2 separate regions of the Homo sapiens genome follow, and region 2 is linked to region 1. The links are chromatin loops, found by intact Hi-C in ENCODE. Cell type or tissue: heart left ventricle. All regions are shown on one strand.

What was found. Hi-C counts contacts between places; a loop is a spot of excess contacts. Peaks named below come from ENCODE experiments on the same cell type or tissue, not always from the same donor. Only the 100,000 strongest peaks of a DNase experiment are listed, where the experiment ranks them.
Region 2: it touches region 1 in a loop (2.7-fold over the local background); 7 of 110 quality-filtered maps call a loop at or near these places.

What each region holds. Positions count from the first base shown.
Region 1 is chr3:38,516,891-38,524,890 of GRCh38, reverse strand. It overlaps EXOG (exo/endonuclease G), which reads right to left. Exons shown (of 6, transcript NM_005107.4): 6 at 1-990. The coding sequence ends at 529. Among named protein-coding and RNA genes, the nearest start is that of EXOG, 25 kb to the right of the region's middle. In heart left ventricle, a CTCF peak has its summit at 3,311 (motif pointing left); no DNase peak of the experiment used is centred here; H3K27ac peaks cover 3,302 bases.
Region 2 is chr3:38,575,262-38,583,261 of GRCh38, reverse strand. It overlaps SCN5A (sodium voltage-gated channel alpha subunit 5), which reads left to right. Exons shown (of 28, transcript NM_000335.5): 17 at 1,891-2,331; 18 at 3,770-3,928; 19 at 6,481-6,601; 20 at 7,811-7,965. Among named protein-coding and RNA genes, the nearest start is that of SCN5A, 70 kb to the left of the region's middle. RefSeq lists enhancers at 525-1,508, 2,475-2,975, 1,766-4,900. In heart left ventricle, a CTCF peak has its summit at 3,856; DNase peaks (open chromatin) are centred at 2,004, 3,023 and 3,941; H3K27ac peaks cover 6,963 bases.

The DNA of each region.
Region 1 (8,000 bases):
CAATGCATGGTTTGGAGGCATGAAACTAAACAAATGCCTTCCCAATACTCTACATCCACAGGGATACAAATGCAGTGTCATCTGTGGGCAGTCTTCCTGTTAACTTGACACAAGATCAGCCCTCCATCTGCAGGTGTCAAAGCTCCCTTAATAATTAGTTCCTGAGTCAAATATAATACTGACAAAAACATTGTAGATCTTTCATCTTTTGGGGGAATTTTTAGTCATAAATTTAGGATTCCACTGTTTCTTTAAAGCAAAGCCACTAGTAGCTGAGGGTGATGGTGTGTGCCTGTAGTCCCAGCTGCTCAGGGGGCAGAGGCAGGAGGATTGCTTAAGCCCAGAAGTTTGAGGCTATAGTGAGCTATGATTCCACCACTGCACTCCAGCCTGGATGACACGGCGAGACCACATCTCTTAAAGAGAAAAACTTTTTAAAAAGCAAAAAGCAAAGCCACTAAAATATGTTAGCCTAAAGAGGGCATGCCTGCTTCATTACAGACGGTATGACACATCTTGAGATAAAAACTAGGATGGCTTTCTTATCTGGGTTCCTGACTGCTCCTTAGCTTTGAGTTCTTCTAGCTTCTTCTCATAGCGACTCATAAAGTAATCATCTGGTTCAATCTCTGCATTCTTCAAGTTTTCCATGATCTTTTCCAGTCTGAGCACTGATCGGGCTCCTTCAATCTTTCTTGTACTCAAGTACAAGGTGAACTCCTGGAAATCCAGGAGCTTACAGGTGTCCACAGAGCAGATATTCCGGATATCACTAGTTCTATCCAAATGAGGAAAAAACACCAGTCCTGACAACTTCTCTAGGTCCTGGAGGCTCACTTGGAATTCAGTTAACTGGGGCTGGAAGCCGATGGCTTCATTGGGTACCACAAAGGCCCCTAGCGCCAGTGGTTCGGTAGATACTGAGCTTCTGCGGGCCAGGATTACCTTATAAAGGTGTGAGGGGACTGCCACGTTGTCCTCGCCAATCACCTAAAAACAAAGCAGCCATATTAGTGATGCCAATTTGTGCTAACAGTTCGCAAATTTTTTCTGAAAAATACTTATTTAATGCATTGCTGAAATGTACTTATAAGCCATCCCACTCTGTTCTAATGAATTTAAATTCAACTGCCAAAAATAATAAACTGACTCAGAGATTCACATACAAGAAGAGTATTTAACAGGTCAATTCTGATCACATTCTTTAAAATAATATAACCCCAGGTGAGGCACGGTGGCTCATACCTGTAATCCCAGCACTTTGGGACGCCAAGGCGGGCAGATCACTTGAGGTCAGGAGTTCAAGACCAGCCTGGCCAACATGGTGAAACCCCATCTCTACTAAAAAAAAATACAAAAATTAGCTGGGTGTGGTGGCAGGCGCCTGTAATCCCAGCTACTTGGGAGGCTGAAGCAGAAGAATTGCTTGAACCCAGGAGGCAGAGGGTGCAGTGAGCCGAGATTGCACCACTGCACTCCAGCCTGGCCGACAGAGCAAGACTCCACCTCAAAAAATAAAAATAAAATAATGCCAACCCAAAGATCAGGGGTCACAGTCTCTGTTCTGTTTGTAGGACAAAGGACAAAGGAATGCCATGAGTGAGTCCTGGTTTTTTAATAGACAAGAAAAGCTGTCATTTTCTCTTCATCTCATAATCAGAACTTCTGGTGCTCCAAACATTCAAAGGTCAAAACTGCAGGCTTGGGTACTCCCAGCTCTAGAAATAAAAACATGGCCTTAGTTTATGAAATTCACTAGGGAACTAAACAGATAGCCCTTAGAGAAGCAGCCAGGTGTCAAGTCAACATTACCATCTCCAGGATCACTTCAATTAGGGCTAATTTTTAAAATTAAATTACATAAATGTAAATGCTGTTTGCTCTGAGTTTTGCACATCCTTGGGCTTGTGATCAAAGAACTTCTAAATATGTTGTCATATCAAACATTTTGGAAAGGTATCCACACAATGAAGAAGCCAGAGCCAGGGTCAGGCCTAGAAAACATAAATTAGTTGTGTGGTTTGGCTGAAATTAATGAAATAACATTATTACTAAACCTTTTCAAATTTCCTTCCAATTGGCATCTGGGCCAGGTGTGGTGGCTCATGCCTGTAATCCCAGCACTTTGGGAGGCCAAGGCAGGCAGATCTCCTGAGGTTGGGAGTTTGAGACCAGCCTGACCAACATGGAGAAACCCCATCTCTACTAAAAATACAAAATTAGCTGGGCGTGGTGGCGCATGCCTGTAATCCCTGCTACTCGGGAGGCTGAGGCAAAAGAATCACTTGAACCCGGGAGGTGGAGGTTGCAGTTAGCCGAGATTGTGACACTACACTCCAGCCTGGGCAACAAGAGCGAAACTCCATCTCAAAACAAAACAAAACAAAACAAAAAGGCTTTTTTGAAAAAGAAAATACTCAACATCTATTTACTTAATGGTCCCCAATAACTGACATAATCCAACTAAAACATGCTCATTGGTATTACTGCCCCTCCCGGGCCCTTCCCTGGTAAGAGTCAGTTTTCTTTCCTGATCAGACAGCTCTGCCTGCAGCAAGATTCCTTCTTGTGAGCCCAAATAAGACAGAGACACGACAGCTACAAAGGAGGTTTCTTTTCTGCTTTTTTCAAGCTCCTACCTACATGGCACACAGCCTGGGAACTCCATGGCCATCTGCTGTCTGTCACACATGAAGGTCCCACTGCCAAGACCAATTGCAGAGCTTCAGGGAAGACCCGTGCACGGGAATGATTTCCATAACCAACTGTCTTCGAAGTTACTGAAAGTGGTTGGTCGGGGTGTGGTGTAAAGTCTATGAAACTATGTACTACAAACATAAAATCCCCATTTCACCCCAAAAATTCATTTATGCAGCTGGGAAGATAAACATACTCTTCAAAGCCAAAAATATACTGAGGGAGAACCCTATGGAAGTCCACAATTAACTCACAAATAACCAAAAGATGTTAATTCAACAATGCAACTCAGAGGTCCTGTGCCTGGCATTGCTGGAAATACAGAAAAGAATATGCTTTAAAGTATATGCAGCTGGTGCCTCCACTCAAGAAACTTACCACCTAGAGTGGGAACCAAGACCTTCAGCTTTCACTACAGGTAGAATGTGGTTAGGTACCAATACAAAGCCCAAATAACAGCACGAAGGGGATTCAGGGGAAGCTGGGGACCAGAACTGAGGGCACAGATGCAGCTGAGCCATAGTTTGCAAAGAGGGAGAAGGTGAAAGGGGCTTCAAGTATTCCAGGTGCTAGCTAGGAATCCAGCAGTTAAACAAAGTCTTTGCGCCACCTTGTGGACATTCCCCATCACTGCAGTACAGTTCAAGAACATTCACTTGATTTTCTCTCCTCATGGACTCCTTGTCTACAAACAAACGGCAATTTTCAAATATAATTAACATGCCCATTGCTGCCATGCAGAGCTAATCAGGCTCGTAAAATTCCAGCCAAAAGTAAAGACGTTGGACATTTTCAGTTCTACAGCTTTACTTTATGCAAATGTACCATTTCTATAGGTGTTTAAAAACTCTTACAATTGCTAAAGGACCTCGATTCTACTTTTGAGAAACCTCATGGAAACAGAAATTCCTATTAGGAATCACAGGTGTGATCCTTCTACCCATGACCTTCTCACACTATTTCAAGGGGGTAAAATACTATCCCTAGAACTAAGGAGAAAAATAAAAACTTAGCCACTCACTAATCTCTTTTCTGATTCAGTCTGCTTTGTTCTTAGGAAGCAAACATCTTTAATCTGTCTAATATAGGGACAGGTCCTAGTTGGGTATTCAGAAAAACACACCGTTTCTTCCTTGAATTTAAGACAATTTTTTAAAACAACATCAATCGTAAAATATTTTAGAGCTGTCTCTTTAAAGACAACTCAATCTACATAATAAATTTTTCCTACTTTTGGAAAAATTGGGAGACTTCCAGAAATGTTTCTAAACACTACTAGAGGTTTGGTGGACTGGAAGCCCAGAGACCTGGTCAAACCTGGCTTTGCCACTAAGCTGCAAGTCGCGTCCACCCATTTCTTGTTTCTTCATTTACAAAATACGTAACAGCCATCCCCGTGGGTGGATTGCTATTTTGTATTTTATAAATGCCTCTCTCATAGAATTGTTATGAAGATACAATGACATGTTAGTTAAAAATTTTTCAAAATCTACAAGATCTATGTAAAAAGCTATTTTGTAGTGGACATCATTCAAAAGATACAACGGCATTTGGTACAAAAGATGGTTTTACAGAGGGATGGGGGCGGGGGAAACGTATAATCAAGCAAGATTAGACTAGTTACAGGTCAGCAATGGGGTTTCAGGAGGAGAAAGCAACTTGGGCACAAATGATGTCTGTAACAAAGGACTCAAAGGCTTAACATAAACCAAGTCTAGTTAATCAGTGAGTCAGCAAACAACCCTTTTCATGTAAGATTTAGGTATAAAAATATTTTGCAAAGGAAACCCTTGCTGCTATTAAATTCCCAAGAAGCACTGAACTCTACTCAAGACTGTAGCAAAAATTGGAAGTCAACTGGGAGTTAACTAGAAAATACAATACATAAGCTGGCACTCATTCGCAACCTGAAGCTAGTTTTCTTATATACTGGCCTGAGCTTGTTTCCTTCCATCCAAGAGACAGAAATGACAATTTGCCACCACCACCTGTGCCACCCAGACCCAGAAGAGACCCAAAACAAACAATACCCATATTAAGCCTGCCATTTGTAAGGTCATACATACTGTAAATGTGCCTCCAATAAAATATTAAGCAGCATCAAGAGGAAAAAATATGTACCTGCTAGAATTAGATAGATATATTTGGTTACATTCCCCTGGTAAGACAAAAAAAGAAACTCCAAAAATAAAACTAGAGGGACAGATCAAGAGACCACGCCCTTAAAAAGTCATGCCGATCAAGTGAAAGAAAGAAACCATGGGAGTTTGATAAACAGGAAATCCGAACCTGAGGGGGGGAAGGAACATGAAAAGTGAGGGAGTCACAAAGTGTGGTAAAGTCAACAAGAATGTGGTCGCCCCCTGTGTTATCTATAGAGCCTCAGCAGATGCTTTTGTGGCAGCACAAACCCTGGAAGACGGTACTTCTCACACTGGGGTACCTGTTCCAGGCCAAAGGGTAGCAGCCTACTAAGTCACAGTAAAACAAGCACCCTCTTTCTAGGCTGTCAATGGTACTTGAAAATTTAGGGTGAGGGTAGGGAGACAACCAGTAAAATAATTTAACTTTCATTAAAACAAATAGATATGGAAATGAACAAAAGCTTTCCCTAAATATAAAGCAAGAGACTTAAAAAAAAATATTACTCCCATATCACTTCAAATGATGTCTCAAGACTCCTGAGGGCATTTTCAATTTCCTCCCCTTTAGGGTTAGTATAATGGAAGTTTGCAAAGTGCTGTTATAAAAGAACACAGATTGTTAAATATTTCTAACATTACCACCATCACTGAGTTCTAAAATCTGAAGCTCACTTTCTTGTCAGACCATTTATAATGTCCAAACCAGAATCTTCAGGTATGTTTCACTTGTCTGGAATCAACCTCTTCTTGAAACAGGAACATCAGAGAAAGCACAGGGATGACCTCAGCTATATAATAAAGGGGGTGATTCTGATTAGAACTGTCAGATGACTCACTTCTGATAAAATCACTGCTACGAATCTTCCCTTAGGCTCATATTCACTCAAGTTCTATGATGATGTGATCCTTTCCTACATATTCTAACAGACATTTCTGCCTGGCTATAAGGAATCCTCCTCTTGGCCCATTTTCTGTTATTTTTGCATGCTAGCAAGTATCACTTGTAACTCCTCTCTCCATCCACACCATCTTTTATTATCTGCTAACCTTAAGCTTTTGTATATGAACAGCACAGCAATTCATTTACTATAAACTTGAGCGCTTCAAAGAGTAACACTGTGAATGACTGGCAATTGTCAGACAGACCCATGTTTGGATACCCTCTTTGACAATTATAAGCTATATGCCTGAGACTTGATCCTTAAAGCCTTGATTTTCTTGTCTATAAAAGAAAATGGTCACTACTTTTTTTGTAAGGGTGTAGTGAAGATTGAATGAGATGCATATATAAAGCTACTTACATACTGCCTGGTATACCTGGCCCTCAAGAAATGCCAGTTCATTTGCTTTACTTCCCCCAAAGTAAAAACACATATATGCTTCATTGCCTGGACAGAAAACTAAATAAACCCTTTTATTGGGTACAACTTCCTAAAATAAGGTTCAGAGTATAGTTGTAAGCAAGCAGTAAATATTAAATGGCTAGATCTGAGAAAACAAAACACTTTCCAAGCACTCTGAATTGCCGTACGTAATTGCAAGACATTGCCTTGAAAGTGGGAATTCATGATTCAAATTATTCGTTGCTTGAGAGAAACAGACCAGTCTCCAGCACTGGGCAATGCTGTGTCCCCTTTCCCAGAATAATTAAAGGACATCATTTTATCTATATTTGTTTTATAATTAATTGCCTACTTTTCAAAGGCCCTGCTTGCTAGAAAATTATCTTGAAGTTCTTGCCTAAACTTTTTAGCTGGTCATTTGAAGTTTCTGCCACCAGGCCCCAAACTTTCCTTTTATTTTTGTCTCCTTCCCTACATGAACGCTCTAACTTAACTGTTTTCTCAGCATATATCCTATCGCTTCTCATCTCTTCACCTTGCCTAGGTAGACCTCCCACATCTCTATTTCTTAACCAAATTCTCCCAAGTTTATAGATACATGTGTGTGTGCATATATATAAAAATTTGGGCCCAATTAAATTCTTGGCAAGAATTTCAAGATAATTTTTCAAATTTATTTTACTAACAAACTATATTTTGCTTTCATCTAACAGATACACCAAAGATTTTTAGGTTTAAAATTCTACCTGAAATAAAGTTTGACTTGAAATATAATGCCAAAACTAATAAAAGCAGTATTATTATGGAGATATTTGTTAGTGAAAAACATAAATATATAAAAGTAGATGTCAGTTTGATATGCTTCTGAGAAAACTGAAAAACCATATGCTCCTCCAGAAATATGGATTCGTGAAGTCAATATTCAACTTTACATATACATACACAATGTACAAACACAGTGAACTGCTTTCCTAATGACCAGTGTCTGTCAATCCCTGTTTTGAAATACAAGAACACAGAAAGCAGAGGAGAAAGGCCTTCTCAACAGTGAGCCACTAAAGGCAATGGAATCCATATACTACGAGCTTTGGGGCTCTCTCCATCCACTACAAAAGGCTAAAAATAAATGTGGTGAACACACCTGACAAACCAAACAGCAGAGCAAGCACTCAAGAATCAATCTGAATTGCTGTCCAGATCTTGGTTTCTAAACATCAATCCCCACTAAAAGGATCCAGTGCTCCTTGGAGAAATGGCCGATGGCCAAGATGAACATGGAACATAGCCTTATACCAGAAAGTAGGAAATGCTAAAAAATGATGAGGATGCATCAAAAGGACACAGGAGACACTGGAAGGAGCTCCCACTGGCTAAATCTGGGGCAATTTGAGCATCAAAATGAACAATCACAGTAAACATTAAAACTCTTTGAATAAAAATAAATCTGTGAGTCTACATTGATAACAAGGAAAAGCTCTAACAGTGGAATGTCAACTAATAAATTAAGGAGTAAGAATTAGAAAGTCATCATTTAGCAACTAACATAGTAATAACTAATTCAGGCAGGAAATATCAATGGATGCTAAAACTATTGAGTGAAAGTTCGAAGACGAAAAAGATGCTTACATCGCCTCAAAGTATTTCCACAGATTACTTATAAATTCCAAAGGGGGAAATGGTGAAAAAACCTGGTAGACACCACCTTAACCAAGTAAAGTTAAAATCATCAATAATCAGACAAACTGATATTATGCACCTCCTGATGCAATGCACTGAGAAGGACACAAGATCACTGCTCCTACATTCTGCCAAAAAC
Region 2 (8,000 bases), 58 kb before region 1:
CTCCCCAGCCGCCTAAGGAATTGGGCCGCTGCCAGGCGTGGGAGGAAGCAAGATTGCCATTGAAATGGGAAGTGATGATCAGGCAGGGCTGGGAGCAGCAGCAGCACGATTGATGGGGAAAGCACTGGAAGAAGCTGAACTTCTGAAGCCAGCGACAGGGAGGGCCCTAGACTCTGTGGGTGGGCATGGCTGCCCAGGTACCCACACCACCCGCCCTACTCCCAGCCTAGGCCCAGGACTCCTGGAGGTTGGGGGATGCAGGGCCTGGTGTGAGTGAGGCTGTGGGGGAAGGATCCAGTGGGCATCCTTCCTGGGAATGGAGGTGGCCATGCCTGGGTCCTTGTGGACAAAGGCCAGGGACCAGGCCCGAGGTCGGTGTAGATAGCAGCTCAGAATGGTATCACATGCCTTACCCCTAGTGCCAAGTGTCAAAAGTGATCATCTCTCCGTAGAGATAGTACGGGAGAGGCTACCTCTTCACCTTCTGTACATATTCCACATGAATATGTATTACTTTTAAGCCAAAGGCATGTTTCTGAGGCCGCTTTTATCAGAATTCTCATTCCCAGCTTGCTGATAGGTATGGGGTCCCTGGTAGAGGTGTGTTTTAGAGGCTCTTGAGAAACCGGAACAGAGTCTCAGAGTGGATTTCCAAAAAGAACTGTGCACCCACCCTCACACACCACCCTGCTATAAAGGTGCTGGGAGGGAGGAGACACCAAGCCCATGGTGGCCTGGCGGCCTGGTGAGCCATGGGCCAGTCTGACCCATGCATGTGGGAATCGACCCACCGTCAGCTTAACTGACCCTCCATGTGACTGGGAAATGGACACAAGCCCAGCCGCTTGTCACACATCAAAGGCCTTCTTTTTAAACAAAAGCTAAAGCTTCACACTTGCAGGAGGGCTTAACGACAAGCAATTCTCCAGAACCATCCAAAGGCAGAGGGTTATGCAAACCCCCTTAAGAAGTCTCAAGTCCCTAAGCCCTGATGATAGACCTCAACAAAATACTGCGCCCTGTGGAACCTCCGACACTGCCACCTCCCCCGGCTCCCTGCAGAATAGCAGGCCTTGACCTTCACACAGCACCCTTCCTAGCACCCCTCACAGCCTAGACATGGTCAGCTCTCCATGTCCTGACCCCATGATTAGTCCAAATGCCTGAAGGCTGCCTGTGCCTTCCTGACCTCTTTTCCAGCTATTGCACCTTTCTCTGCCCTGTCCCAGCGTCCCTCACCTGGAAAGTGTGGCAGACCTGGGCCTCAGGTAGTGTGTGCCCTACAGCAGCAGCCCCAGGCCTCTGAGCACCAAGCTGGCTTCAATAGGGAACTCAGAGGCAGGTCACTGCTCCTCCTCTTTCCAACAAAGTCCCAAAAGCTCTGTGTGGCTTCTCGGTGGGATTCTGTCTTGTCCCTGGACTCACACTTCCCAGGAAGGAGACCTGTGCCCATCCTGACCCCACTGCCCCTCACTACTCCTAAGGCAGCAGGAAGAGGTAAAGGGAGAAGAAGGCTTGCATGTAGAAGCCGCTGGTGCCAAGACAGGGCTCAATGTGTGTGACTTTGTGCTAGCCCCTCGCTTTGACACTGAATGCACGCATAGTTCTCCCATTGAACCTGAGCCAGGACACGACATCCTCAATTCAGACTGTGTCTGGGCCCTTGGAAAGAGGGATTCAAATTTGTATTTTCTTTTATAGCCAAACCTTCCACATTCAATAAAATGAGGGGTTAGGATGAGGGCTCAGGGCCCTGGATTCAAGCCTCGGAGCTGTTTGTCACAGGCAGTCTTAAAGGTCTCTGGGCCTCAGTTTCCCCATCATAGAACTGGGACTGGATGGCTTGGCATGGTGCAGTGCCTTGGTGAGCCTGACCCATTATCTCGACAGGTCCTGAATCTCTTCCTGGCCTTGCTGCTCAGCTCCTTCAGTGCAGACAACCTCACAGCCCCTGATGAGGACAGAGAGATGAACAACCTCCAGCTGGCCCTGGCCCGCATCCAGAGGGGCCTGCGCTTTGTCAAGCGGACCACCTGGGATTTCTGCTGTGGTCTCCTGCGGCAGCGGCCTCAGAAGCCCGCAGCCCTTGCCGCCCAGGGCCAGCTGCCCAGCTGCATTGCCACCCCCTACTCCCCGCCACCCCCAGAGACGGAGAAGGTGCCTCCCACCCGCAAGGAAACACGGTTTGAGGAAGGCGAGCAACCAGGCCAGGGCACCCCCGGGGATCCAGAGCCCGTGTGTGTGCCCATCGCTGTGGCCGAGTCAGACACAGATGACCAAGAAGAAGATGAGGAGAACAGCCTGGGCACGGAGGAGGAGTCCAGCAAGCAGGTGGGCCCTCACCCCTGCATGTATAAGGCACCTACATATACAGGGCCCAGAGCTCTGCTGTCCGGGCCACCCAGCCTCTCTCAAAGCAGCTTCCCCTCCCAGACTGCCTTGGCAGTGGGTAGGGGTAGAAGGCAGGCCCTCCCCACAACAGCCAGCCTCTCAGAGGGGTGCTGAGACCAGCCCTCAACCCTCCCTTCCTAACTCAGTCCAGAAGCTGACCTGGGGAGGGGCTGCTATCCACCACTCATGCCCTGGCTGGGCATGGGGAGCTCATTGTACAGACAGGGAAACGGAGGCATGGCAAGAGAGACTTGCTGGGTGTTCCTCATGAGTTTAGAACAGAGCCTCTAGCCCCCAGTTCCCACACTGACCATTGTCCCCCCTCCAGGACTGGCAAGGTAGAGTGTCTTGGCGAAAGAGAAGTATGGTTTTCTGACCTCCAGACTGCCCCTTCCCCTCCTCCCACACCCAGGGCTCATTCTGAGATTTAAAAATAAGCATCCCTAAGACTGAGGTGTCAGGGACAGCACTATCTTATCTCGCAACCTGTTATTTTTAACACTTGGGACCAGAGTCTGCACAAAGCAGGCAGGGCCCACCCCTCCCCTCCCCTCCGTTCTCCCTTGGCCTGAGCCAGGCTCAGATGGCTTCTTCTCAGGGCTTTAGGTCAAGCCCCCAGGAGTGTTCTCCCTGTTGAGTCAGGCCCATCTTGGCTGCTTCCTCTGGGCCTGCACTGGCTGGGCCTGGCTGTGGAGAGCAGCTGCTCCCCATGTGTGGAACTTGATCTAAGGCTCTGGGCTTGGTTTCACATCCTCCTGCCTCCCTGTGGTCCCAGAGGCCACCCTTTCAAGTCAGGTTGCGGGGCAGTGGCAATGTCTGCTCAGGGAGAGGGAGTGTTGGTGTTGCCAGGACCACAGTTTCCAATGATCTCCAGCACAGGAGGGGAATTCCGGCTGTCTCTCATTTCCCTTCTCTGTTCCTTCTCTTGAGCCCATTGACTCTGGCTCCTGGGTGTGTGTGGTGTGTGTGGGGGTGTGTGTGTGTGTGTGCGCGCGCGTGCGCGCACGCAAGCCGGGAGTGCCACAGGGATTCATGAGGGAAGTCAGTGTGACCTTCCTAAGTACAGTGGCCAGCATTTGTGAGCTGGGCATCGTGGCCCAGCTGCACCCTTCCAGGGAGTCTGGGGAGGGGGAGTTATGCCAGGCCGGCCAGGGGCTTCCTGTCTCTAGGCCCTTTGCTTGGACCTACCAGGAGCCTCCCACCTGCCTGCTCAGGCCCCTTGAGGGAGGAGTCTTCAGTGAGATGGAGGCCCCATGAAGACAGCTGGAGGCAATGCCCCAGATGCATGGGCAGGGTCTGAAACCCCCAGGGTCAGGGCCCTGGAGACCCTCTGGCTGGGTGTGTGGACTCAGCTCATAGGCTGGGGTCTTTTCAGCAGGAATCCCAGCCTGTGTCCGGTGGCCCAGAGGCCCCTCCGGATTCCAGGACCTGGAGCCAGGTGTCAGCGACTGCCTCCTCTGAGGCCGAGGCCAGTGCATCTCAGGCCGACTGGCGGCAGCAGTGGAAAGCGGAACCCCAGGCCCCAGGGTGCGGTGAGGTAATGCATGCCTTTGTCCCTGAAGCCAGCTGGGCGCCGCTGCTTGGGTCAGAGCCAGGCTGTGAGAGGTGCATGCCTGCATTTGCTGTTGGGAGCCACAGCCACTGTCACAGGCAGCGTGGAAGACCAGTCTGCAGAGGGGAGGGTGGGCATCCCTGTCCTGACAGGGGAGAGACGGTACAGGGCCCAGGGCCAATGGGAAATTCTGGAAATTCTGGTCCCAAACTCTGATGCAGGACTAACCCACTACCTCCATGTGTTCACCCTCTCCACATACTCCATCCCTGTGTTTTGGTCCTGTTTGGCAAATGTTTGTCCTGTGAATCTCCCCATCCAAAGAAGACTTCAGGAGGCTGGGCACGGTGGCTCACGCCTGTAATTTTAATACTTTGGGAGGCCGAGGCAGGTGGATCACTTGAGGTCAGGAGTTCGAGATCAGCCTGGCCAACATGGTGAACAGGTTACCCGCCTGATTCTGTAAGCATTGGAGTTCGCAACCCCTGAGCAAAAGGCTTGTGGCATTGCTGACTAAGCCGCCCAGCCTCACTCACATCTAGCCCACGGAAGGTGGAGGGCACGTGTTCAGAGTGCTTGGTGGCCACTGTCCTGCAGCTTGACCTCACTCCGTCCAGCACTTGTGCCTTCTCCTCTTTTGTGAGATGGGCCCATGTGAGCTTTGCAAGCATGGTCAGTTTTTGGAGCACAAGGGCCTACTGGAGTCATCTTCCTGACTGTGCAGATCACGGTTCTTCCCCTGATGGTCTGAGCTGTGAAGGCATGTGGGGACAGGAAGACACAGGAGAGAGGCAAAATGCCATGGGAGAGAAGTGGCTCTCTCACACGGATGCTAACCTTTGAATGAATTTTATAAGTCTTCCTTTCTTCAAATCAGTTCATGGGGGAGCCTATATAAGGAGAAACAGGCTGGAGTTTTCCCGGGAAAGGGACTCCCTCGTCTCACCTGCAGTAGGACCTGAGAACGTGTCCTCTCACATGACAGCCCCATGGACTTCAGACGGCTCCAGTGTTTGGAAAGAAAAAATAAGCATGCTGCTCTCCTCTGGCCTGCCCCTTTCATCACCCAACTCCTTTCATCCCCCAGCTGAGCTAGGAGGAGAGGGGAAGGAACCCTCAATGCCATGGGGGACCACAAAAGACTGAGCCTCACCTCTCTGGCCAAGGATCCACCTTCTCTGAGCAGTAGGCTCTGTTTTCCCTCCAGAATCCACCCCTTTCCCATCACAGATCTCAAAAATGGAAAAGAAGCCCCTGAGACATCAGCAGATTGATTCATCAAAGGAAAAGAGAAGAGAGAAGGCAGCTGTAGGAGCATAGCCATGCCCAAGAATTCAGACAAGCCCCTCTCTAAATGGAGCCTGAGCCTGAGATGATGTGAGGCGGGGGCAGCGGAGATGGGGTCTTTGGACCTGACCTGATGCAAACGATGGATTTTCTTCCTTCACTGACACTCCTCCCCTGACGTACCGTTCCCTAGAAGCAGAGGGATTCCTATGCAAATGACTTGTTGAGGGGTGTTCTCAGGAGAAAGTAAGAGAAACAGGATGAAGCAAAGAAGGAAGCTACGGAAAGGCTTTCCAGCTGGAGTCAGCCTCATCCTGTCCCAAGTAGAGCTCTGGGGCATGAATTGCACCACAGCATTGCCCCAACTCAAGGCTAGGGGCTGGCCTTCTGTATTCTTGTATCAGTGGCTGCTGGGCACCGGCCACCCCTTGGGACGGCAGTCCCCCAGCTGAAGATGATTTTCTGGAGGAGGGCCAGCTAAGCAGCTAGCATTCAAGTGGCTGGGAATGGGTGCAGTGGTCTTATGTAGTGGAATTGGGCAGGGTACCCACAGTGGCCCCTGTAACACCCCTTTACACCCACACCCACAAGTGACACACACAGACACTCACAAGGGCACACCTGCATGCACATGCCTCTCTGTAGCCTCCCTATAATCAAGTTATTGAGGTCAGGGCAGCAGACTTGCAAGGACAGGAAGTGGAGGGCTCCATCACCTTCTCAGTCTCCGGGCTCTGTCCAGCACACCAGAACCCACGGGAACTGCGCAAAATGTGTGGGTGGGGTTGCTGGCCTGTTCTCTGCGGTCTGACCTTGCTGCCTGTGTGTTGCCCGGGATCCTGGTTCTGACTCTGTTCTGGATGTGACATGCCTGTTTCCACTGTGTGTGCCACACCACCACGATGTGTCCATGTCCCACTGTGTGTCCAGGTTGCTACCCCATGTCCGTTTTGCTCCCAGCTAGATGCAGTCCCCATCCCCAGTGGCTTCCCAGAGCTCTTTCACAGCCCCCACACCCCAGCCTTAGACTCCAGCAGACCAGAATCACAGACCCGGGAACCCCGAGGTCCAGCCTTGGCCCAGCCCTGACAGGCAAAAGTGGCTCTGTGCAGGTCCCAGGGTGCGTCATGAAGATGCTGCCTCCCTTCAGGGAGCCCTAAGCTCCTGCAGACTCTGGGCTCGAGGCCAAAGGCTGCTACTCAGCCCACACTCACACCCTTTCCCACCCTGTCCCACACCCCTGTCCATAGACCCCAGAGGACAGTTGCTCCGAGGGCAGCACAGCAGACATGACCAACACCGCTGAGCTCCTGGAGCAGATCCCTGACCTCGGCCAGGATGTCAAGGACCCAGAGGACTGCTTCACTGAAGGTAATGGCCCGGGCAGCCCTCTGCCCTAGCCTCAGTTCCACCCAGAGGGGACAGGAGGACCAGCAGCTCCTTGGAGCCCAGGGCCACGTGGCACCAACACCCTGCCTTAGATATCTGCCCACCTCCTCCATTCCTCTGTGACCCTGGGGGTTCCTCCATCTGCCTGACGTGTCTGCCCATGGAGTGCTGGGCTGGACAGCTGCACCAAGGACTGGAGACACTGTATTTGTGGTGTGTTGGCACCACTGTATGCCCAACAGCAGTAGGGTCTGGGTCTAATTCGCTCCTGTACCACCAGGCCCTGGCACGGTGCCTGACACATAGTAGGCCCTCTGTAAATCCTTGAGGCAGGGATGACATGTGGCCATGTTGATTGGCATCTATAGCTTTTATGGATTGGTGGTATATTTGGAGGATAGCTGGGGATAAAATGAGCTGGGGATAAAATAAGCTTGGCCCGGCACGGTGGCTCACACCTGTAATCCCCACTTTGTGAGGCTAAGGCAGGTGGATCACCAGAGGTCAGGAGTTCAAAACCAGCCTGGCCAACATGGTGAAACCCCATCTCTACTAAAAACACAAAAAATTAGTTGGGCGCGCTGGCAGGCACCTGTAATCCCAGCTACTCAGGAGGCTGAGGCAGGAGAATCTCTTGAACCCGGGAGGCGGAGGTTGCAGTGAGCCAAGATTGCACCATTGCACTCCACACTGGGCAACAAGAGTGAAACATCTCAAAAAAAGAGAAAAACAAAATGAGAGTTTGCCCTCCATGTGACACATCCATGGGGGCTCTCATTGAGGGATCTGCCCTTCCCAAGGCTCAGAAACTACAAACATGGAGAAGACCCAGGGAATGCCCAGGAGTTCCTACCATTTTCCCAGGGGGACAGTTTCCCAGATGAGCAGCGGACAAGCTGGAACCTATCCCAGCCCAGCCTTGTCCCTGCCCAGACCTGCCAGGCTGTTCACCCACTCGCTGGGTGCTCAGTCCATCCATCCTCCTCAAAGAGTGCCCGCAGAGCGTGTGGCCCCCACGGGTGGTGCCCACGGCCCTCGCTCACACGGCCCTGCTCACCATATTGCCCTGTTCGCCACCCCCATCATCGTAGCTCTTTCTCTCAGTCATCTCTTCAACCATCCAACCTTCTGCCATTAGATGTGGGCATTCACAGGCCCTGAGGTGGGCCTGACCCTCACTCTCTCCCATAGGCTGTGTCCGGCGCTGTCCCTGCTGTGCGGTGGACACCACACAGGCCCCAGGGAAGGTCTGGTGGCGGTTGCGCAAGACCTGCTACCACATCGTGGAGCACAGCTGGTTCGAGACATTCATCATCTTCATGATCCTACTCAGCAGTGGAGCGCTGGTACCCTCCTGGGGATGCAGGGTTGTGGCAGGGAC